2 separate regions of the Mus musculus genome follow, and region 2 is linked to region 1. The links are chromatin loops, found by intact Hi-C in ENCODE. Cell type or tissue: left cerebral cortex. All regions are shown on one strand. Links, peaks and the distances in the headings refer to the core of each region. The heading gives the core; the rest is flanking DNA. Region 1 has its middle 25 kb from the start of Tmem260. Region 2 overlaps Tmem260 (transmembrane protein 260).

The links. A loop is a pair of places that touch in the nucleus more often than their neighbours do. Peaks named below come from ENCODE experiments on the same cell type or tissue, not always from the same donor. Only the 100,000 strongest peaks of a DNase experiment are listed, where the experiment ranks them.
Region 2: it touches region 1 in a loop (8-fold over the local background); 2 of 42 quality-filtered maps call a loop at or near these places.

The regions. Positions count from the first base shown.
Region 1 is chr14:48,415,014-48,427,951 of GRCm38, reverse strand. No RefSeq gene overlaps it. Among named protein-coding and RNA genes, the nearest start is that of Tmem260, 25 kb to the left of the region's middle. In left cerebral cortex, for the core only: no CTCF peak of the experiment used is centred there; DNase peaks (open chromatin) are centred at 2,995, 4,859, 5,691 and 6,322; H3K27ac peaks cover 2,078 bases.
Region 2 is chr14:48,465,293-48,478,230 of GRCm38, reverse strand. Tmem260 (transmembrane protein 260) reads right to left here. Exons shown (of 16, transcript NM_172600.4): 4 at 5,730-5,907; 5 at 4,152-4,265; 6 at 537-716. Among named protein-coding and RNA genes, the nearest start is that of Tmem260, 25 kb to the right of the region's middle. In left cerebral cortex, for the core only: no CTCF peak of the experiment used is centred there; DNase peaks (open chromatin) are centred at 2,698 and 5,847; H3K27ac peaks cover 523 bases.

The sequences.
Region 1 (12,938 bases), core at 2,482-10,481:
CATACCTTTAATTCCACCATCTGGGAGACAGAAGTGGGAGGGTCTCTGAGTTTGAGGCTAAACTGGTCTACAGCGTGAGTTCCAAAACAGCCAGGGCTACAAAGAGAAACCCTTTCTTGAAAAGAAACAAACAAAAAGTCAAAAAAGACATTACATGTGACATAGATCTAAGAAAATCTCCACAAGAAAGGCACTGATGTCCTAAACAAGTGAAACACGCTAAACCGTGGGGCATGGAGAGAAACACGCTAAAGAGCACACAGCCCACCAGCAAAGCAAAGGTGCATTGGAAATCAAAGAGGTTAGGTAAAAGGTGCCTTTTATTCTCACCACACACCATTCTAGATCTTACAAAACTAGCCCAGTAGCACTGTGATCTACTATCGCTTTGGTAACCGCCAGCAAACTCTGTGAGAGCTAGGTGGTTTTTTAGTCACACATGGAAGTTAGGCATCCTTTTTGTCTTCAGTGTTTAAACTCCCACTGCTTCTGTCAACTAAAGTAGGAAGTGTGGCTGTTGCTGCCCACCTTAGACTATGCCTAAGTGTTAGTTTATTAGATTGATTGATATATATGTATATATAGATATAGATAGATAGATAGGTAGATAGATAGATAGATAGATAGATAGATAGATAGATAGATAGATAGATAGATAGATAGATAGATAGATAGATAGATAGGTAGGTAGATAGGTAGATAGGTAGATAGGTAGATAGATAGATAGGAAGGGTAGGTGGATGGATGGATAGATGGATGGATGGATAGATGGATGGATGGATGGATGGATGGATGGATGGATGGATGGATGGACGGATGGACAGACAGACAGATAGAATCACTGTGACAAACTGTACAAACAACTTAAGGGAGAAAGGGCTCACTTTTGGATCATGGTCTCAAAGGTTTCAGCCATAGTCCTTGGTTCTGTTAATGATGAGCTCATGGTTGGCAGGGTATCATGGTGGCGGCAGCTTGTGGAAGAGGCCTCTCTACTTCATGGCAGACAGGAAGCACAGGAATAGACAAGAGACACCACCAGCAACTTGGAACAAGAATTTAATGCACAGCCTTGGGTGAAGGGGTGAACCACTTCATATTCATATCATAACATCATGATATTATGAGAGTTCTGTGCTTTCTGGGAGTCTTTTCTGGAAAGCATGGTGCTTCAGAAAAGTTGAAGCCTTGTTCTGATTTAGAACAAATATGGGAAGTCATAAAATGATGCACACATGTGATATTTGTGGTCTAGAGTTATGGAATCCCAGGATTATGTCTCCACTCCCTGTGGTCCCTTATATAACCTACTGTCCCAAACAAAATCAGGCAGACCCTGGTTTAGGGTAAATGGAGCACAATCTCAAGAGGGCAGGAACCTATGTTTCCTTCCTTGACACATTCAAGGAATACCGGTTGGTTAAGGGAGCTGATGAGTATTTGTCGAGCCAAGGAAAAGTGAAGAGTCCAGATGACTCATGGGGAGTTGAAAGTCTTTATCGCCTGATGTGCCCCTGAATCTGAAGACCCAGAACTCCCAAGATGAAGCAGTATCAGGGTCATCCACAAGAAGAGAGGCTCGGTGTCTTTGTGATCTCCTACTGATGGCAGCTTGTCTCTACTGCTGTAGAATTTACCTTTGGAAGCCACAGTACATTGCTTGGGGTCTTTATGCCTCTTGCTTGAAATCGATGGAGCAGTTGGCACAACTGTTCTTTCAAGGTCTGCTTCTATTAGCGGGTAGGCTGTCTGCTAATGAAGGTTTATGGGGAGAGAAAAAGAAGGGGGGAGGGAGAGAGAGAAGAGGGGAAAATAGGCAAAAGTTGAAGCTAGAACAACCAAGACCTATTTGAATTCTTTAAGAGTGGAGTGAGTTAGTGAGGGACCTGCCTCCTCCCTCCTAAGCCAAGGGTTCTCACATGGAGAGTTGCTAGAAGCCGTCATGTCATGCTAATTTCATTAGATGCAAACAGTCATGCTAATTTCATTAGATGCAAAAGTGCTCAGAGCGGCTGATTTGATTTCACAGCCGCTATTTTGGCCATCACGGAATTAAAGTCAGACTCATCAGAGGTGTTTTACCATTTCCTAAACAAGGGAAATCGGACCTGGTGCTCTTTGAAACACATAGCCAAGAAAGCAAACCAGACAAATCCTACCAATCCAACTCTCCTTGTACTAACTGCGACCTGTGCTGGGGAAGCAAACCAAGTCCGATCCGCTGGAAGACGCGGAGAAACAACGGGGAAATAAGCTGGGCGAAGACCAATCCTCCGCCAACCTCGAAGGCTCTGGGAGCAGCATCTCAAAGCGTTGCTGGCACCAGGTCAGCACTGTCAGTCACCACAGGCAGGAAAAGCTCTCAGTGTTTGAAGGTATTCAATCAATAATTGGACCAATACTTAAGTTAGGAATTGGGAAGGCAGAGTTAACAGGTTGTGGTGGTTTGAAAATGGCCTGCGTAGGCCCGCATGGCACTATTAGGAGGTGTGGCCTTGTTAGAGAAGGTGTGGCTTTCTTGGAGGAAGTGTGCTACTGGGGGTGGGCTTTGAGGTCTCAGATGCTCAAGCCAGGTCCACTCTCTCTTCCTGTTGCCTGTGGATCTGGATGTAGAACTCCCAGATACCTCTCCAGCACTGTCTGCCTGCATGCCGCTATGCTACCCACCATAACGATAACGGACTAAACCTCCGAACTATAAGGCAGCCCCAGTTAAATGTTTTGCTTTGTAAGAGATGCCTTGGTTACGGCATCTTTCCCCAGCAATAAAGCCCTAACGGAGACACAGGCAAGTGATACTTCACTTCGTGGAAGAATTTAAAGTCACACCACCCTTTCCTGTTGAAGCAGATGAATCTTCTGCGCTTGCCCAGCTCCCCACCACTTCTCTGGGGGACTATGCGCTGGCTGAGGAGATCAGTGGTGAGCAATTTTTCTGCTTTGAGTTCAAGATGTTAACTTGCTAATTTTAAGTCAGCCATAGTAACAAGCAAGCTTTTCCATCCCAACAGCTGTGTGTTTAGCAGCATGCTGTTGGCCTTACTCATCTCTCACCAACCAACGTAATGCCTGTGCTCTTTTAAAACATCAACAGACTACATCCAACCTAGGAATGATTCCCTGCCTGCCAGAAGCACTCATGCAACTGATTTCATTCATTTGGCACCAGGGAGGGCAAACAGATCATGGTTAAAATGTCAATTTAGTGTCAGGCTCTTAACCTACCGCCATTTAACCTGTAAGGAAGGAGTATTGCAGACGGCAAGCTTCATGAAAGCAAGTGCGGGAACTATACTTCCACGTCATTATGGTTTTCACTAGGGAGGAAACCACTGGAGATGCTGCTGTCAAGGCTCAAGAAGTGAGACAGTCAGAGAGACTTAGGATAAAAGCTGCATTCCATTGAATGAAAACACAAGAGAGATGGGTTTTAATAAGTAAAAGTTTACTTTCAAAAAGAATTAAGAGGAAACACATCGTCTACAGTCTGCACTCTGCATTCACAGGCCCCACATCCTTAGAGTCAATCAACTATGAACTAAAAATATATATTAACGAGGAAACCTTCCACCTGCATTACAAAGGCAGTTTCTTCTTGTCTTTATTCTCTAGTGACACAAAATAACCATTTACATTGCCTCTACAATGCATGAGGCACAGTTTATTATTTAAGGTATATGGGTGGTGCACATCTGCTGAATACACTGCCATTTTATAGAAGAAATTTGAGCACCCAAGGATTTTGCTGTGTGTGTCTGTGGGAATGAGATGCTCAGGTGATGGGGGGGGGGGAGGGTGTGTGTCCTGGAACAAGTTCTCAGAACATAGCAAGGTGGGATTGATAATATGGATTGTCAATTCAGTTTGTAGTCTTGAGTCATGATGGAAGCACACCTTTGGGTGTGTCAATGAAGTCATTTCTACTGAGCTGGAAGAACTACTCAGAAGTGAGGGGTACTATGTCACGGGCTGGAGCCATCAACTGACTAAAACAGACAACTGTACCGGCATTCATAGCTCTCTGCCTCCTGACTGCAGATATCTGCTGCCTCAGACCCAAGCCATCAACTTCCCCACCACAATGGACTGAGCCTTTCACACAGCATACCACACAACCCTTCAAGTCGATTCTGCTGGCATCTGATCACAGCAGCAGGAGAAGCAACCAGTACTCAAGGACAGTCACAGATGCTCCCAGGTTGCTTTTAACTGCCTGGGAGCTGAACTACATACAGCATTGCTCAGTTGTGAACTCGGCCGGCCGGGCCGCAGATGCCCTCAGCACCTCAGCATGTCACTAGCAAAGTATGAGAAGCAGAGCTAGCCTCAGGCCCCCCTGTTGTGTGACACACCATTCACTTAGCCTTTCTCAAATGGTTATTGCGGCTTTTCCTCTGCTACTAAATGAAAAGGTGACCTAAGTCTTAATTAGCATTCCCTACCTAGTGTCACATACAGTGATGCCTTCTAGTAAAAGGTTGGGGGATAAAGAACTAAAGCTCCATATGTAATAGCCAGTAATGGGCACACATGTTTGTAAATGTTTGTTTTAATACTAATGTCAGATTATTTAGGACCTAATCCTTCCTGTTGATTGGACTGAGCATACATGGGGGGATAAAGATTTCTATCCCTACATTAACACATTTTATGAATTTCAAAGCCACTCCCCCCAACCCCACTAAAACACAAGGTCATGAACTAATAGAATCCTCATTTTCTGAGTGTTTTGGTAATCTGCAGAGGAGCCCTATAGACGTACTAGGTAAACAAGTCGCCTGAATTCTTATGAAATGCATCAGACCAGTGAGTGCGCTCCTCGGAGCATCTGCAGGAAATGGAACAGAAGCAAATGCTAAGAAGCACTCTGCTCCAAGCCACTTATGTAACCGTGCTGCCACAGATTAAAATTAAGCTATTCGAGGCCACCCCAAGCCCCCAAAGAGACTAAAAGGAAAGAGACTTAGATCTTTTCATGCCTTCTCCCCACCCCAGAGGATTACAGCGTCAACCTTATAATCATTAGTAGCTGCAATCCTGCTTGATCTTCTGCCCCTGTTCCACCGTTCAGTCTATCTCCCCTTCCCTCTACCACACGAGTTTTTGTTATGCATCTGTTTTTCAGACCAGTGAATCACCATTTCATGGATTAAAAATCAAAAAAAAAAAAAGTTCAGGAGTCTGGAGAAGATTTCTTAGAGGGTAAAAGCCCTTGCTAAGCCTTACTGAGTTCAGATCCAGCACCCATATAAAAAGCCACGCATGGTGGCAAGTGCCTATAACCCCGCCCGTTGGGAAGCCAAGTAGGGGAGGCAGGACAATCTCTGAAGCTTGCTGAAAAACCCAAGGTCTCCAGACGGGGTGAGAGATCCTATTCAAGTGATGTCCTCCTGTGGTGTCCAGCACAGACAGACATGCACACACACACACACACACAGACACACACACAGAGGCACACACAGAGGCACACACATTAAAGTCCAGAGTGGAGTAAAATCATCACTTTAGCTTTCAAAAAGTCCTCCGATCAGCTGTCTTTTGTGCTCAGTTACTGTGGCTTCCTACCCACACCGAAAGAAGCTCCTATCTCCCCCCTCATCTTCAGGGCTTTGCTGCTCTCTGGCAGCAGAATGGCCCACTTACACTTCCTTAGAGGCTGCCTGACTGGGGTGCATTAGCCTCAGAGAACTGTGCTCAGTGGGGGTTTCCTGTCACTTTCCATCATCTGTCCTTTGCTATCTGTGACTCACAGCCCTGGGACAACAGACAGCCCTTCCCCCAAGAAAGTCAAAGCCTGCGGTCTCTGTCCCGGTGTGACGTGACCGCTCTGAATCACAGCCTCCTGGACCCTGCACGCCCTTCCTTCCCATCTGAAGTGAGAAAGGCTGCTGCAGCCTGGTCCCAGAGCTGGGACAAGGGGACTTCACACTTCAGAAGCCCCAAGTCAGTTGTATGTGTCCAGGCAGGAACTTTAAATAGTAGAGTTTCCCTTTTCAGGGTGGATGGGGGGGGGCGGGGAAAGTCTGTAATGTCAAATTCTTTCTCGAAGTGGAGATCGACTATGTGCTCCATCATTTTATTTCTTCGTCTCCCATCCACCCTGCTCCTCCTGCTCTCTCCTTCATGCTCTCCTCCCCCCACCTGCACCCCCCACTGTCCTTCCTGCTCCTCCCTCCCGTCGTCTCCATTCTACCCTCTTCCCCCCCTTTCCTCTCTAGCCCTTCCTTGCCATCCCCCACCGTTGCCATTCTGGGCTTCCTGTCCTCCTTTCCCTCACACCCTCTCTTCCCCTTTTTATTCCTTACACTCCCACTGCCGGGAGTGTTCCTCTGTTCCTGTTAAATCATCTGCATTCATCTTTGTCATATTCAAAACCATCCTCCACACAGCCTCCTAAGGAGTCTTTCCATAGAAACATTGTTATGTTATTCCATTCCTTAGGAGTCTTCACTATTTAAGTCCTAACGTGACTTAAGGGATCAAGCGCCTTCCTTGTCCGCTGGGAAAGCAGAGTATGGTGGGCAGCTAGCTCGTGTTATTCCTTCCTGAGCATGAGCCACGTGCACAGACTAGGAAGAGGTACCTTCGCTCCTCGACCAGATTAGAAAAGAGCAAAAAACCGAAGAGGCTCTGCATACAGAAATGACTAGGCTAGCCCCTTTCTCTAACAAAACAAAATAAACAACAACAACAACAACAACAAAACTCGAAACTGTACTCTTGGCCTAGCTAGCCTGGCCTTCATCCCCTTAGCTTCTCGATTACAATTACTGAATTTCCAACTATAAAATCATTCCTGTTCTTGATTGTTCTTATCCAGAAGGAACTACTCCTTTAAACCTCCCCAGGATCTCCCAACAACAGCCCTGGCCTTGCCCTCCAGCTCCCTGCCACCAAACTACTCTGAACACCAAACTGCCTTTCACTGGTTCGTCCAGCAGTAAGCTGAATACATTTATCTACCCAGCTTAGGAGTGCTTATCAATGGTATTGGCCTATTCTCTTCAATGTACTTCTATCTCTCACAATGCATGCTCTGGTCATACACAGTAAAACTATGGTGCACGCCTTTAATCCCAGCACTAGGGAGGCAGAGGCAGGCAGATTTCTCAGTTTGAGGCCAGCCTGGTCTACAGAGTGAGTTCCAGGACAGCCAGGGCTATACAGAGAAACTCTGTCTCAGAAAACCAAAAAACCAAAATCAAAACCAAACCAACCAACCAAACAAACAAAAAAGACTTCAGAGCGTGTTCATGTTGTCTTAGTGCAGTCTCCTGTGCCTTGTATTAGCTCCAGCTGGAGCCTGTGCACAAAGCTTCCTCCTATTCTTCCATAAGCGTCCCTAAGCCCCAGCCACTGTTTGGCTATGGGTGTCTGTATCAGTTTGGGTCATCTGCTGGGTAGGGTCTCTCAGAGGACAACATGCTCCTATCTGCAAGCATAACAGAGTATCATTAATGATGTCAGGGATTGGTGCTTGCCCATGGGATGGGTCTCAAGTTGGGTCAGTTATTGGTTGGGCATTCCCTCAGTTTATGCTCCATCCCCCTTGCCTGCATTTCTTGTAGTCAGGATAAATTTTGGGTTGAAAGTTTTGTGGGTGGGTTGGTGTCTTCTATTGCTCCACTGGGATTCCTGTCTGGCTACAAGAGGTGGCCTCTTCAGGTCCCATAGCCCCGATGTAGTGATTCATAGCTAAGGTCACCCCCATTGATTCTTGGGTGCCTCCCTTATTCCAGGCCTCTGTCTTATCCTGGAGATGCCCTGCCTGCACCATCTCACCCTGATCACTTGAATATTTCCATTCATTTTCATGGCCATCTAGCCATCTCTGCTAGTCAAAGGACACTGTCAATAAGACACATCAGCAGCCCACAGATTTGGAAAGGATCTTCACCAACCCTACATTTGACAGAGTGCTAACATCCAAAATTTATAAAGAACTCAATAAGGTAGACACCAACCACCCCAATAACCCAATTAAAAATGGGGTACAGAACCAACCAGAAAATTCTCAACAGAGGAGTCTCAAATGGCTTCTGAGAAGCCTTAAAGAACTGTTCAAAGTCCTTAGTCATCAGGGAAATACAAATCAAAATTACCCTGAGATTACCACCTTACACCCATCAGAATGGCTAAGGTCAAAAGTTCAAGAGACAGCAGATGCTGGCGAGGATGTGGAGCAAGGGGAACCCTCCTCCATTGCTGGTGGGAGTGCAAACTTGTACAACCACTTTGGAAATCATTTTGACGTTTTCTCAGAAAACTAGGAGTAGTTCTACCTCAACATTTTTTTTTAAATTGGACCTTTCTAGATAAGCTGTTCTCCACCTAGACTCATCTAAGGAATTTAAAACATGTCTGTGCTTCTTCTCAGCCCCAACCCCTTAAATTTTGCACAGGGCTTGGGCACTGGCAATTTTCAAAAGTTTTCATAGTAAAAGACAAACATTGGTGATCTAGGTCCAGGAAGGATTCTATGTGCTTTAAAAGCACAAAGTAATTCACAGCACTAAAAATGAGCAATAGATAGACAGAAAAGCTACTTCAATAAATGATGACTGAAAACTGAACACATTTTATGAAGCCCCTTAGTCTGTCTGTGTAAGCACCGAACCTTCCCAAATGCAAAGGGAACACATGCTCAGAGTCACAGTAAAATTGAGGCTGTAGAGTTTAAAACATTAAACAATTTGGAAATGTATCTTGTGTGCATAGGTCAGAGAATATTGAAATGAAATGGGGCCAGAAGCTAATAGATGGAAATATTTCTACCTGAACATCTCTCCAGGAGGCAAAGTAGAGATTACAACCAGTTTGTCTACACAAGTGACAGGCGTACCAAGCACACCGCCATTGCCAGGGCGATCGGCTCTAGTTCCTGTGAAGGTGAGAGTAATATCGGGCTCATTAATTGTCTACATTTCCGATATGATAAGACTTCAGTGGATGGTGTTAATTAAACAACAAAACAACTCCTCTTGTGGTGGTGTGCATTCCAAGTTAGAGCAATTAATTCACTCACTTAAACTGATCAAGATTTAATTACCATCACTCTGTGCAATTACTCCATAATTAAAGTAATTTGGTTCCTTCCACTTGCTGACAGTGTCACTGAACAGCCATTCACAGCACCAAAAGAAGTGATAATTAACTTAAAGAATAGCTCAGGGCTGTTTTACGCACACAGGCTCGCTGCTGATTATTCCTAAAGACCCCAGAATGAAGTTAAGCATGGAAAGAAGAATCCTGGGATCGTTTTAAAGTGATGATGATGATGATGATGATGATGATGATGATGATAATAATAATAAATAAACAACACCTTAAGGCTTGCCCCTTCTCCCCAAAATAAGGTCCCTAGAAGCTTACACACTTCTTAGAAATTTAAATGATGGTGGCTGCCGTCACTATAACCTAACCATAAATTAGTGTCATGTGCAAAACAAACAACTTGAAAAAAATTAAGCACTTAAATATTGGTTAGGGCTAATTACTGTGGGAGATTAGAGTCTACTTGGCAGTTGGTAGGAGTGGTACAAAATATACTGGTACAGAAAGAACACTCGGGATCTTTGGGAAAGGACAGGAAAAGATGTCTAAGGATTGCATCTCTGTGGGGCTGGAGAGATGGCTCAGCAGTTAAGAGTGTTTGCTGTTCTTCTAGAGGACGAGAGTTCAGCTCCTATCACGCACATCAGGTGGCTCACAACCTGACACCTTCTTCTAGGCTCTGCAAGCACTCACGCACAGACTCGCAGAATCGCCATAAATAAAATTAAAAGCAACGTTTTTTTTTAAAAGTAAAGTATCACGATGTTGGAAAAGAAACCTTGGAACACACAGACAGACACACACACACACACACACACACAAGAGAGGGGGCGGGGAGGGAGAGGAGGGGAGGGAGAGGGAGAGATCAGCTGCCTGTATTTACTGTGGGATTTGTTTTGAGTGGCTACCTGAAAAAGTAAGTTTTTTTCTCAAGCAGAAAAAGGTGGACGAGCACTTTAGGGATGTCGGAATTGCGACAGCATTATGGAGAACTGCTCAATCCCAGGGGCGGCTAAGCTCCTATACTCCTGGGCCCAGATCAAGGGTGTGAAGAGCCAGGCTGGAGCCTAGCCCGTGCACAAGGTACATTCAGAGGTGAATTATACTCTGAGGGGCAGGGAACTGGGGGATAGCTAGGTCTGAGTAAAGTCCAGAGGCCCTCCAGAGAGTGGGCTAAATGAAACCAATACAGAGGTGCTGACAGCTTTCTCGGGATTCAGGGTTAACTGAGGACATGCGTGACTGTCCTACATGGAGAGAAGCATTCTAACCGGCAGGGCCTTCCATTGCCCTCCATGTAGAGCATTACTCCCCGGTCCTGGCCTGAGAGTTTGGGAGGCAACTAGAGGAATCAGATCCTTTGCCTTTTCTGAATATTATTCAGATGCAACTCTCTTTGTTGTTATTGTTGTTGTTGTCGGTGTCTACAGACAAGGAGCAAAGCTAGGGCTTTGCACGTGTTAAGCAAAAGGCTCTGCCACTGAGCTACATACCTAACCCTGAAATGTCGGCCCATGGAAATGTGCACAATGCAAAGGGTCAGGCTGCCCTTCTGATGCAGCTGCTCTGAGCAGTGCACACTAAGACTATTCCTGGGAACGGAGTCCTGCCCAGTGTTCTCATTACACTGGTAATAAAGCTGAAGTGTCTAAACAGCATCAAGTGTCTTTGGAGAATAAGCAGCTGAGATCACAGGTCTTGCTGGTGCTGGAGCTGAATCTGAAATGACTGACTCAGATCTGTTGCAACAAACAGTTTTTGCTGGGCAGTGGCTAAAGCAAACTAAAGCAAACTATGACATTATTGGCTCTTTAATCAAATCACTATATCTTCCATATTCACTTCCAGGGATATAGGTGGCTTTCCATATTCAAGGGTTCCATAGATTCAAACACATAGATCAATCATACTAAAAAACCCACCAAACTGTATCTTCACTGAAACATTTGCAGACATTTTTCTTGTTATTTCATAAACTATATAGCATAAAATCATTTACATAACGTTTACATCCTATTGAGTATTAAAATGTAAGTAATGATTACATAGGTTATATGCAAATTCCATACCATCGTCTGAAAGGGACTTGAACTTTCTAAGGCTTGGGTATCCATGGGAATAGGAGGGCAGACTTTCCTAAAACCAGTGTCCTGCTCATGTTAGAAACACAATGGCATTTGGATGAAAGGTCTCTGTGCTGGTTCATCTTGTTCCCTTGATGGTATCAAAAGTCTCTTAGGAGACAAATAGGCACGTCTGTGAGGGAGTTTCTCAGTTAGGCTAACTGAGGTGGGCAGCTACACCTTAACGTGTGTGGTACCATTCTGTGGGCTGCAGTCCTAGGCTGCATAAAAGAAAGAGCTGAGCGTCCATCCTTCTCTCCTTCAGGACTGCAGACACAGTATCACCACCTGCCTCAGGCTCCAGCTGCACACTTACCTACCGCAGACACACCAAGTCTCCTTAAAGTGTAATTGGAAATAGCTTCCTCTGCCCCAAGTTGCTTCTTGCCAGGTATTTGGTCTCTGTAATGGGAAAAGCAACTGATACTGATTTGTAAAAGCTTGCTATTAAGTCAAAACCCCAACTACATTCATAACTATCTATGGCCCTGCTTCAGTTGCCTATCGGGATGTCTGTTTGTCTATCTACTATCTATGTATCATCTACCTACCTATCTGTGGTGGTTCAAATATGCTTGGCCCATGTGGGAAGTAGTACTATTCGATGTAGTCTTGTTGGAATAGATGTGGCCTTGTTGGAGTAGGTGGGCTTCGAGGGCTCTTAGTGCTCAAGCTTTGCCCAGGTCAGAAGAGTTCCCTTCTGCTGCCTGAAGATCAATATGTAGAACTCTCAACTGTTTCTCCAGCACCATGTCTGTGTGGACACTGCCGTGCTTCCTGACATGATGGTAATGGACTAAACCTCTGAAACTGTAAGCCAGCTCCAACTAAACGTTGTCCTTTATAAGAGTTACCATGGTTACAGCAATAAAACCCTAAGACACTCTCTGTCATCTATGTATCTATGTATCTATCTATGTATCTATCTATGTGTCTATGTATGTAGTATGTATGTATCTATCATCTATCTATCTATCTATCTATCTATCTATCTATCTATCTATCTATCTATCTGCCTATCTATCATCTACCTATCATCTATCTACCTACCATCAATTGACCAATCACCGATCTATCTACCTATCATCTACTTGTCTATCTATCTATCTATCTATCTATCTATCTATCTATCTATCTATCTATCATCTACCTGTCATGTGTGTATAGATTGGGATTAGGTCATGAAATTACTGAGGCTGGCAAGGCCCATGTCTGCAGGTGCACTGGCAAGGTTGAGACCCAGAAAGCTGGTGCTGTATCTGCAGCTGAAGGCCAGTGGGCTCCAAATTCGGGAAGATCTGATGTTCCCGCTCAAATCTGAAGGCAGGAAACACCATGTATCAGTTCAAAGGCATTTAAGCTTGATTTATTATTATTCTCACTGCAGCCTGTTCCTGTTTTAAAATACTTTGACAAAAACAACGTAAGGGGGAAAAGTGTTAATTTTAGCTCATAGTTCCAGATTATTACCTATCACAGCTAGGAAGTCAGGGTGACCAGAACTTGAAGCAGCTGGTCACATCCACAGTCAAAAGCAGCAAGGGAATGAATGGATGCATGCTTACTAGTGCTCCGCTCCGCTCTGCTTATCCCGTCGGGGATCCACAAGCTTAGAGAATGGTGCCTCCTATAGTGGTCAGGTTTTCTCACATCGGTTAGCCAAGAGAATCTCTCCCAGATACACCTGTAGGCCAATTTCATCTGCACAGTCCCTCTTCAAGGTTTCTTCCCAGATGATTTTACATTGTGTCAGGTTGACAC
Region 2 (12,938 bases), core at 1,562-9,561, 51 kb before region 1:
AATGTGGGGACACATGTACAGCCTGCACCCAGGCAGTGTAGGGACACATGTACAGGCTGGCACCCAGGCAGTGTGGGGACACATGTACAGCCTGCACCCAGGCAGTGTGGGGACACATGTACAGGCTGGCACCCAGGCAGTGTGGGGACACATGTACAGTCTGCACCCAGGCAGTGTAGGGACACATGTACAGGCTGGCACCCAGGCAGTGTGGGGACACATGTACAGCCTGCACCCAGGCAGTGTGGGGACACATGTACAGGCTGGCACCCAGGCAGTGTGGGGACACATGTGCAGCCTGCAGCCAGGAAACGGAGGCATGAGGATATAAGGTGGGCATAAGCCTATGCTCAGAGGGAAGCAGGAGTATGCTGTTGTCACAGTAAACTGTAAATGTGAGAAGCCACACTCCCAGGGACTAATCTAGTACCTAGAATGGCAGTGCTATCTGCTGATCTGTCAGGCATGACCCGGACTGAGCACTCGAGTGTCAGTACTTGTTTCCTTCCTTGGAAGGACTTTACATATGAGTTTACCAGGCTGAACGTTCCATATTCTTCCCTGAAGAAATGTGTCAGAAACCCTCGCAGTGTCGTCTGGTCTCCCCAGGTCCAGCGGGCGCGACTGAGGTAGGACGAGACAGGCAGGTAGACATAGGGCAGCAGGCCAGCAGAGAAGGCCAGAGTCAGCCTCAGCAGCAAGCTGAGGGTGAGTTCCTGCACAGGAGACACGGCGGAGACATGTTTACTTTAGTCCATTCATCCTGGAACTTCGAAAACACATCAAGGGAAACATCAAATGTGTTTGCTTAAGGCTGATCTCTCAATTTATGTTAAGTCACCGCAGAATACTATGTTAAACCTTCTGATTATTGCAGATTACTAGAAAATTCCATCAGCCTGGATTCCTTTTCGTGGCAAAACCCAAGTGAAGCAAATATTAGCAAAGATGTATGAGAACCAAGCAAAGTGCGTGTTTTACATTTAATCCATATCATGACATGCAGCGTTGCACAGCTGAGATGACCCACTCGGCAGCAACGGCTTGTTAGTTGCCTCTGAACACTATTTTAAGGCTAACTCACTTCACCACCGTCATTAGAAGGGGCTTTAATGTATACGTCATTACAAGTATGCAGATTCTCCCCAAGAGCTCTGGGTATATATTTCATACAAGCATTTAGTGTAAACAAAGCTAGCTTTTATAGACCACAGGGGCACCCACATTTCTCTCCTCTGTCTGTTTAGTGGAATTTGCTATTACACGTAACCGTGTTGTCCCATATGCTATTCTTGGAGGAATCCTTCACCTGTACATTTATTTCTAAAACAGACGATATGAAAACATTGCAAAGATTAAGTCCTAACAATGTGAATTCTGGAATTCTAGAGACATTCAAGCCTTGTTTGCCTCACTAAGTGGGCAAGGGGATCTCTTACAAACATCTTAACTGGAAACTACCAACTCTTTTTCTTACAAAAACAAGAAATCCATCTGAGAGAATGCATATAAGAGGCAGGACTCAGGACCAGCAGAAGAACAAGCAGCAGAGTTCTCTCTGCATTTTCAAACAAACATCCTTAATTGAAAATGAAGTGTTCATTGTAGCACTCATCTCATCTGTGATTTCTACAGCAGAAACAAGATCCACAAAAGCGACAGCAGGAAAGCAGAAAGATCTCATCTGACGACAGGCGTGGCTGAAGTGTTTACATTCTGGAGGCACGGCACGTTATAAAGTTGAATTTAGAATGACAAGAAGCAGTTGTTACACTATTTTCCTTTTGTATGAGAAATAAGCAGGGGCAATTACACGAGGGCTGTTCCAGACAGGCTGGGAGGGCTTCCTTGTTCTGCATTACGCTGTGATTGCCTGACGGGGTTCAGGTCTCAATGTAAGTGCACATACATACCTAAGTATACATACAGAAGCATGCATGCACAAACACATTATTATAGAGGTTCCTTTGACTTCCCTTCTGCTATTAACAGAAATGAAAGAGGGGTGTTGAAGAGTCACAGTTGTCATCAGTAGCCTACTGGAGGGCAGCGTAATATGTCCTTAGCCCAGGCTCTCTAATTGTTAACTCTGAGTCCTTGATCGAGACTACACAAATTACATGGCTCTTCTTCCAGTCAACTGACAGGTACTTTTCAGAGAATAAACATGTTGCCTCTGCTCAGGTCAGAAGTCGAAGCTAGAGCAGGCAGGGCTGCTCCCTTCCTCCAGCCAGCTGCCTGCTCTCCTCCCCCAGCCAGCTGCCTGCTCTCCTCCCCCAGCCAGCTGCCTGCTCTCCTCCCCCAGCCAGCTGCCTGATCTCCTCCCCCATCCAGGTGCCTGCTCTCCTCCCCCAGCCAGCTGCCTGCTCTCCTCCCCCAGCCAGCTGCCTGCTCTCCTCCCCCAGCCAGCTGCCTGCTCTCCTCCCCCAGCCAGCTGCCTGCTCTCCTCCCCCAGCCAGCTGCCTGCTCTCCTCCCCCATCCAGGTGCCTGCTCTCCTCCCCCAGCCAGCTGCCTGCTCTCCTCCCCCAGCCAGCTGCCTGCTCTCCTCCCCCAGCCAGGTGCTTGCTCTTCTCCCCCAGCCAGCTGCCTGCTCTCCTCCCCCATCCAGCTGCCTGCTCTCCTCCCCCATCTAGCTGCCTGCTCTCCTCCCCCAGCCAGCTGCCTGCTCTCCTCCCCAAGCCAGCTGCCTGCTCTCCTCCCCCATCCAGGTGCCTACTGATGCTGGAAGAGGAATGTGTTCTGCTCAGTTTTACAGCCCGTAACAGCCTTTGCTGAATGTTATCTCTTTGCTTTACATTCATATAAGTTGGGATGTAAAGCTAGCTGGCCTCAAACTCCCTATAGTCCAGGCTGGCTTCAAACTCTCTGTGTGGCCTACTTTGGCCTGACACTTTCAAACCTTCTGCTTCACACTCCTGAATGCTGGGATTATAGGCATGCACCTAGTTATGTCTTCATCTATTACCAAAGGTTTATATCACAAAGCATTATTTAAAGAACTTTCTGTATACTCTATAAAACTACTGTTAACCCCCTGAGACCCTGTGTCAAAGAACCAAACCTCAATAAAAAACTATCTAAAAATAGGCCGCTGGGTAAGCTGTTTAACATCCCCCATGTAAGGACTTACTAATTGACGTCACAGAAGTAAATTCTAAGAAAAAGTTGTTCTTTGTCAACTATTGTCTCCTTTTTATTTAATCACATAATAAGGATTTTATAATCTCCACATTACCCCTTTTTGCCTTGTTACCAAAATGTGTTAAAGTACAGTAAATACAATTATTTAAAGCTTTAGTATAATTATTTCCTTATTGCCGCATAATAATTTTATTATATGTTTTATGTGTTTTCTATTGCAATTCTGACTGTAGTTGGGTATAATTAACAAATAATAAAATGAGAAATAAGTGTCACTGAGGTTCTTAACAAAGAAACAATGACAAAGGGAGCATCCAGCTCTGCCTTGTGTCCTTTACCTTCCAGAAGAACGCTGAGGGAATCAAGGACATTCATCTTGTCGGGGTCCCTGTGTACATCACTACCTGCCTTTCCCTACTGGAATCTCCCAGGGTCTAACAAACAAAAGTCTCCTGAATGCCTTTCTGTCATTTTAATTAACCTTAATGGTTTTTTTTCCAAAGAAAGATGAAAAGCAAATGAACGGTTTTCAGTTATGAAGAGGAATTCTCAGATTCTGAGGACACAGGACTATCGTCTCTGAGTTCAGTGAGCTCTCATTAGCAGGTGTCATCTGTTGTGTGTCAGCCTCCAGCACCTGGCCGCACAGACAGGACTCAGCACTTGAAGGACTGAAGCATTGCTACTTGAATCTTAGGATGTGAAAGAAAACCAGTTAGGAAACGTGATGGTGCTGCTCCCAGTCCCTGCTGCCCCTGTGCACTGAGGCGCTGTCAACAATCATGAGGAAGATTATGGAGTCAGCCAGACACCACCATAATCAATACTGCATAATTCTGTAAATCCTCTTTTTAAAGTCAATATTGTTAAAGCCTCGGGTCACTTAAGCTTTACATAAAACTCAAGGAACACTGAAGCCCTAAATTTTTAAATAACACAAATGTTGAACTGAACCTACGTGAAATAGTATGAATTTTAACTTTTATAATTAAAAAATAAATAAACCTACCTTCTCTTTGAGAAGTCGGAAAAGAATCCAGGGTATTATGCATAATATATAGAGGACTATCGTGTGCTGATTACACAAGCTGAGGCCACACGAGAAAGCACCAATGGCCGCTATCTGAGAAAGAAAAAGAAACACTAAGTCAAATCTTCACCCAAAACTCTAAACATAACAGAAAAAGCCCTCAACACATGTGCACAGCTTCTGTGTGCCACCTCAGAGCCAAACCCTGAGACGCTAACAGCCATGCTAATATAGACACTAATATTTATCAAGTGGTAGTTTTTGGGTAATTTTCCCCCAGTCTCATAAAACCCTCCAGTTTGACCTTAAGACTATCTTCAAAGGGACTCCTGGGAAGCCCCTTACAATGACTACCAGTAACAGGGTACTGTATTATTCTTAACTGAAATCTGTCATTTCAGCAATTCTGATTTACCCTACTAAATAAATAAATTTTTATTTAGAACTTTGGTTATCTCATAGGAGGCTTTTAGTTGCTACTGAACATGTAGTTGTCTCATAAGTAATAGTCTCTGCTTAAGCATACCAATTAGGCCCCTGTGAATGAGTCTTCACTGTCCAATCGCAGGGCAGATCCTGAGCGCCCCTCCCCCCCCCCATCCCATCTTCCACAGCGCCACAGATCATTGGGGGCCTGCTCCCTCAAGAGAATTTGGTTTGACCCAAATCTCCCTTTCTTTCTCTGTTTCCTGTCAGGATTCTTTCCCTGACTCCCTGCTAGCTCCTTGGCTATAAGTTTCTACTTTTCTTCGTATTTGGAGTTAAGCCTGCTACCATGGTCCCTATGGCTGTACGCAAGAAAGCCTGCTTATGTCCCCAAATGAGTACATGGTATCCATGCATGTATCATGTGTTTTTCTTTAACACAATCAGAAAAGAAGGTTGTTTTAAACAAAGCACTCTAATAGCATGAAGAGTTATGGGAACCACAAATAATCTATGATATCCTTTCTTTCCATACTCTATCAGCAAGCTGCCCTCTATTGAGACAAAGTACCCTTTATAAGGCACAGAGGCTAAGAAGCACTTAGAAGACAATGCTCCTTCACATTGCAGATGACTGTGGTGGTGATCTCTGAACTACTTGGGTTTTTACATTTGATGCTCTTCTTCTGGCTAAAAATAATTTATAATTGTGATCTTTCATGTAATTAATAAAGAATCAATGTACTACCATTGAATTTACCTTAAGGTGGTCCATCCACAGCTTGGCCTCACGATACACACACACACACACACACACACACACACACACACACACACGGTGGTGTACAAACCAAACACATTCTTCCCCCCAGGAATCACTAGACATTCCATCATCTCATTCTGCAAACTGTTCTGAAGTCTTTAGCAGGGGAGAGAAAGTCCCATACTTGAGAGCTACCATGGCTCCACTCCTAGCAAAGGGTCTGAGTGTGACAGTCTCTCCACCTGGCCAGATTACCCCTGACAGGATTCAGAATAGATGAGTGTGCTCTAAACCAAAGCTAAAAAGAAATACATTGCTGCCTAAATATTGAAACAAACCCCGACTTCACTTTGATCAAAATAGCTTACCTTTGATCTCTCCTTTGCGGCTGTTGCCTCCTCAAAACGCACAGTAAGCGCCATGAGCAGCCCCACGAACAGATTGTTTAAGCTAAAAACCTCGGCTGCAATGGACCACTGCCATGTTAGGCGAGAAAATGAAAACACCCCCGCAGCAAGAATCCCTCCAGCATGTGAGCCAGAAAGCCTGCAAACACAGATAACATGAAATCTCTCTCGGAACAAGAGGAGCTGACTCTTCTTTCAGAAACTCTACCAACAGAAATGATGACAATTGCCCAGCCCTCTCCCACCACACTAGAACCAACACATTCTTCATATAACAATTCCAACAGACTTCAGTTAGGAAGCCCACCTGTCAACAAGTCAGCAAGCCTGTGGACAGAGGGTTGACTTCTCAGATCGAGTGCTAGGACCTGAGCCAGGTCAGACAACCTAAAGAGGTGGCTACAGATAAACCTGGGGCATTCCTGAACAGCCACAAATGGACTAGCTGAAACTGTAATGCTTAACAAGAGGCAAAACACCTACTCACTTCAATCATGGCTTCCCATAGAATGCTTATCTACCCTATCCCCTGGTGTGACCATGGAGGTCTTGGTCAAAGCATCTGACCACGTTAAGATCTTGTACAGCTTTGTTCTTAATTTCTAACTTTTATTTTTTTGTTTTAGACAAAGTAAAGATAAATTATATTTTTCTAAAGAGGCAGATGGGAATGTAAATTTCAACAAATGTAAAGAATCAAAGGCTATATCTGCAAACTGTTTACTCCCCGAATATCAACAAGAGACATGCAGTACTCCATGGGGGCTCTGCACCTTAATGCACCTTAATTTGTGACTGGTTACATGACCAAACACTAGCATATATCCAGCCAGAATAATTCCCACCTTGCTATAAATCTACAACTACAAAGTTTAAAACAACGACTGAGTATTTCAGGAGTTTTGGAAATCCATTGGCCATCACTAAGTATCTCAATACTAGGAGATCCAGTAACCCTTACTAGGCCTAGCAATTGATACTAACTGCTCTACACTATTAGTTTTCAGATATTTTGCTTTGCATAAAAATATGAGGTAATTCCAATAAAAAAACGTAAAATAAAATGTCAACACTGGAGCTCGGTGGTTAAGGGTGCTTACTGGTGGTGGCGCACACCTTTAATCCTGGCGCTCAGAATTAAGGTGCAGAGTCCCCAGGGAGTCACGGTATGGCCCTTGTTGATATTCAAGGCGTGAGCAGTTTGTTTCCAGATGTGACCTTTGATTCTTTACATTTGTTGAACTTTACATTCCCATCTGCCTCTTTAGAAAAACACAAGTTGTCTTTACTTTGTATAAAGCAATCCCAGGCAGAGGCAAGTGAATCTCTGAGTTCAAGGCCAGCCTGGTCTACAGAGTGAGTTCCAAGACAGCCAGGGTTACAGAAAGAAACCCTGTCAGCCGGGGAAAGCGGGAAGAAAGCATGCTTACTGTTCTTCCAGAGGACCTGGGTTCAGTTCACTGAATGTTGCCATGAATGAGTCAGCCTGGAATCCAATCTTCCACTGTACTGGGCCCCATCCCGTGGCTAACACTAGCATTATGATCTCTGCAGGCTAGTTGTGTGCCTCCCTCATGTGGCATGCCATGCCCAGCACACACCAGGACTCATGTTGTACCCTCAGTACGAGTCCTCCCTTCTCCTTCCTCTATACTCATTTCTTACTCTTACTAACTTCTCTTTAGTTCTCAGGGTTCTAGTCCATCTCTGAACACCTCTATCTTCTGTCTTCATTTATATAGAAGCACCTTGTTCCAAACATACAAAGGAAGCAAGGAAAGAGTGGATTAGCATTAAAAGCATTTCTGAGTTTTGTTTTCTAAAATAGGGTCTCACTATGTAGCCCAGGATACCCTCAAACTCACCATAATCCTCCTGCCCCCATCTCTTAACTTCTGGGATCATAGGTATGTGTCACCACAGCTGGCTTTATAACATTTTAATAGAACTTTAGTCTCATCTATCAAATTCAATTGTGGAAAGTTGTCATAAGACACAAGCATCCTTCCTCCAGTTAACACATAAATTAGCATCCTGGGAGAAATGACAGATCCAGCAGTAAGTACAGTGAGTCAGAAACAAATCCATGTCTTAAAAGTTCTTTGTATAGTCTAGATAATGATCAATAAGTGGGCAAATGAATCGAAGGATCCTTACGTGAAGTACAAATGCCAATAAGTTAGGAAAAGGTGCTCACCATTAACAGAAAACAAATTAAGATTATATGAGATTTCCTCTCACCCCGACATTGATTATAATGTAAAAATAACAACAACAAACACTGAGAAGGGTCCCCTTTACACTAGGTAGGAATGTCAGTACAGTCAGACGTTCCTCAGAAACCGGAAATTAGAAATGACATAGACGTCAACGTCTGTGACACCCATACAGCGCCTAAGCAGAGGACTGAGCCTACACACCTGTCCCTGCATGAATGACACAAGAAGATGGCTCCCGTACCCAACAGAGTAGTAATCAACTGTAGAGAAGAACGGGACCATCTTCTTGCAGAAAATGTTGGGACTGAAGCTATTGTGTTAAACAAAATAAGTTAAGCCCAGAAATATACCACATTTTCTTTTATGTAGAATTTTAGACTTAAAGCATAAAAAAAGGCAGTCAGGCATGATGATACACGCCTTTAATGCCAGCACTCAGGAGGCAGAGGCAGGCCGATCTCTGAGTTCAAGACCAGCCTGGTCTCAAAGAAAATTCGAGAACAGCCAGGGCTACATAAAGAAACCCTGTCTCAAGAAACCTAATTAATTGATTAATTAATCAAAAGGACTTAAAACCAGAGGGGGAACTATGGGGGGGGGGCAGAAGAGAATAACAAGAAGAGGTAAGCTCAAAATGTCCTGCTACACCTGCATGCAACTGTCACTACAAAACCCATCATTTTGTGCCATAAACACAATAGGTTTAAAGAGTAACAATGTTTATTTTCAAACAAAGAAACTGGGGCCCAGGTGGGTCAGGTTATTTTTCCAAGATCCTGTGGTAACTCATGGCTGGACTAGCATTCACACTGTAGCCAAGCTGCCCGTGCTGCTATGTTGTGGATTCAAAGACAGGTATCTGGGTTTTAATATGAAATGAATTATTCTGGATTAGTGGAAAATTGTATTTTGATTAAATGGGTACCTTCTGGAATGAGGAATGAACTAGAATAAAGTTTTAATAGTTATTAGAATTGTGTTTCACATTACAGTAAAACAACATACTACTGCGTAAGGCTAAACTATATTCAAAACCTCTGTTCACAGGTTTAAATATACTTTTTCTGGAAGAAAAGTTTGTCAAAGTTTAAAACCACCAGATGGACAATTAAGTAGAATCAAAGAGACTGATATTACTGATGTTAATAAATTCCCAGGAAGAAAGCCCAAGATCCCCTAATGTGCAATGGTTTTATATCTGTATTGTTAGGCTCAAGATACCAGACATATCTGAACTGATTATGCCAGACATTAGAACTAGGAACTCTTGCTATTTGCTCTTTCAGATACTTCACAGGATTGAATTATTGAGCAAAACAAGGTAACATTATTGGCGTCACTAAGAAAATCTATCTAGTCACTCACTGATGCTTAGGGATGGCTTTTCCTGAACACTGACCTCATGCCAGCAAAATCTGAATGCTCCAACCTCAGATCAGGATGGTTTGCAACAAACTGTATCCTCCTGCACTAAACTGTTCTCAGCGCCAGAGAAATACGATATGAAACTGTTGAGTAAAGTTATAGATGAAAAAGGAAGTACGTTCTATAGAAACAGTGACAGAAGTCAAATGTATAACCTTCATCTTTAGCATCTGAGAAGCTTGCTCCGAGTTTAAGCTAACAGATCTGGGGCTGTAACTCTAAAGCTGAGGACAGAAGGCAATGGGCCGTTTAATTGTTTCTCAGCAACAGAGCGGGAGAGGCTGGGTTTTTCCATTCCAACGAGCACCTATAGTCCAATTCTGTTGTTCCCAGACAGGGTTTCTCTACATAGTCCTGGCTGTCCTGGAACTCACTCTGGAGACCAGGCTGGCCTCGAACTCATAGATCTGCATACCTCTGCTTCCCCAGGGCTGGGATTAAAGGATGCGCCATGCTGCCCAGCATTCTCATCTGAATTTGTAATTCAACCCAGTCTAGTATGTGTCGAGTAATTGGCATCCTAAAGACACCATGCATCTTTCTTCTGTCTGTCTGTCATTTGCATACTTCTGCCCTCTCTGCCACTTCATTGGCCCTGTCCCAATTCTAAAAAATTCTTGGGTCACTTGCTCTTTTAAATCAAACTGTAGAGTTCTTCTCAGCATCTTTTGTGGTTTTAGACACGGTCTTATTATGTAGCTTTGGCTCGACTGAAACTTTCTGTGTACACTGGGCCAACCTTGAACTCACAGAGATACGCTTGCCTCTGCCTTCCAAGTACTGAAATTAAAGGTGATTAAATCTTACCTAACCTTGACTCTTTAAAAATATATTTCTTTTCTATTAAACATAGCCAGTCAAATGGTTGCAACCAAGAATGCCCACAAGACACAATTCTCCTTTATTACAATTGCCATTTTTTCCCCAGTCCAACTATAAGAAAACTGTCTAGATAGTGGAGAAGAGGAAGTCCATATCTATGTGGAGGAAGTTGTGCGGGGTTCTTTTTTCTTTTTGAGACAGGTTCTCATGTAGCTCAGGCTGGCCTTTGAATCTGTGATCTGTCCCAGATTCCCAAACTCTGGAATTATGTGTATAACCACACCTGGCTTTTAAGGTCTCTTTAATGATCTCTGTACATATTCCACCATAGGCTTTGCCAGGCATGATGGAACAGAGCTATGATCTCATCACTCAGGAGGTGGAGACAGGAGAGTCATGACTCAAGAAGCCAGAGTTAGTTCCCGGCAAGCATGACCTGCACAGGACCATGTCTTTAAAAACCCCAAAGGATGAAAGGGTAGAATGCTGAACATTTTGGAGGACTTTTAATTTTATTTTTCATAAAATAATCTATATAGGCTGAATCTATATGCTTCTTTGATTTCAACATTTTATGAATCAAATTCCAAATTTCCCCTAAAAATGCCTATTTTTTTCTCATTTTTTTTTGATGGCTTTGAACTAAGAGATCTGCCTGCCTCTGCCTCCTGAGAGCTAGAATTAAAAATGTTCACCAACAATGCAAGACTCTAATGCATGTATTGCAACATTGTTTTCATGCTAAGATTCAAGATCAGTATTACTGACGGCATAATTTTACAACATGCATGAAATGGTAGATTAAGAAAAGGGGGTAATTTGACATACCTCCTGTGAGAAAGGCTAGCACTCAGGAGTGATACATACAAGACTGACCACACACACACACACACACACACACACACACACACACACACACACACACACACACAAACACACACACACGCTCTCACATATGCATATACACACATGCACACTCACAGACACACACATTCATAGACACACACACACACACACACACGCATACACACACTCATGCACACAATGTGCTAGAGCTTGATCCAAGGGCCTGCTGCTTGCTAGACAAGTGCCCCACTGCTAAGCTACATGCCCAGCTGAACACAAGGCTTTGTAGACAGTGACGGAGGTGGAAGTGCAGCTGAGGTTGGAGACTGCAGGACCATAGCTATGGAGTAGCAGCAGTGGACCAAGCCTCTAGAGGAAGGGCAGGAGGACAAGGCCACAGTTCAGGTGGGAAAGGGAAGGGGATGGAAACTGGACTGGCTACACAGGATGTAAAGGCAGTCACGAAAGGTTGAGCTCACTGTGGGTCATGAGAAACAGCCAAATGAAATGTAAAGTGTGCTAGGAATCACGTTGGAAAACAAAGTTTACTTAGAGGCTGGAGTGGGCCAGTTACTAACACTGGGACTCTTGCTGAGGCATCTCACCGTAGCAAAGAGTAAAGAGGCAATCCTCAGCTTTCTAAGGTTTTTTATAAAAGTTAAACTTTGTCCTGAAAGCCAAGGTTAACATGGCTGTGAAGAGATGGGCCCTCTACTCCAGCCATGGCAAGTGGAGCCAGAGCTGTCTGCCAACCAGCCAATCAGGTTAAGGACGAGGACTGTCCACAGCTTGGAGAAGACGAGGACTGTCTATAGCTTTTGAGAGGAGTCCTTCACTGCCTCTGCCTGGTAGCAGCCTGCTTACATGGCTCAAATCCTCCCTCCCTGGCCCTTCCTGCTTCATCTTACCACAGTGCAGCAGACACTCTAACTAAAAGCAACCTGGCCTCGGGATGCATTCAAGAAATCATGCCAGGGCCCTGGCTGGGCTCAGCACCTGCCTTATCTGCCTTGGTTCCACCCCATCCCCCCAGTTCACTACTGCAAACCACTGCCCCCCATACCCCCCACCCCCGCCCCCAGTGACAATGGGCTTTCTGGTCCTCTACCGTGTGGTCCATTGCTGTGTAATTCTTCAAGGCCCACTCTGTAAGATTGGCATGTGGGACCCCACACTCCCTGCTCCTTTGTGTTTTCTCTCAATGTTTCCATTCCCCCCATGAACTCCTAACACTGGTGTTTGCTATAATATCAGTGTCTTCATGCTGGACTACACCTCTCATTCTACACAAACTGGTGTTATCTACTGTCTCACTTTCAACTAGCAACTACATACTGAATAAAGTAAGCTAGCACATGTCACCCCTTAGTTTCAAACTTATGTATGTCCAACTGACTACCCTGTTACCCCACATCTGGTATTGCAAGTCAGTCAATGCCAACCTGAACAAAATGAACCTCTTACCCACCCTCCCTCCACCATCCACAGCTCCTGCTAGTTTATTGTCTACTTCATGGTTTTCATTATTTACTTTGGTTGTCTGAGCGGAATGAAGGTCAACATTTCCTCTTCCTCTCTCCCTGCCGAACACTTTACAAGTTGCTGATTTTACTTCCTAAATACTTTTTAAAAATATTTATTTTTATTTTAAGTGTATGGAGTGTTTGCCATGTATATGTGTATCAAATGCATACAGTGCCCATGGAGGTCAAAGGGGTTGTCAGGGTCCTGGAACTAGAGTTACAGACAGCTGTGAGCTACCATGTAGATGCTGAGAGTCAGACCTGGGCCATCTGCAAGAGCAGGAAGCACTCTTAACTGCCAGGCCGTCTCTCTAGCCAGCCCCCATCACTGTTAA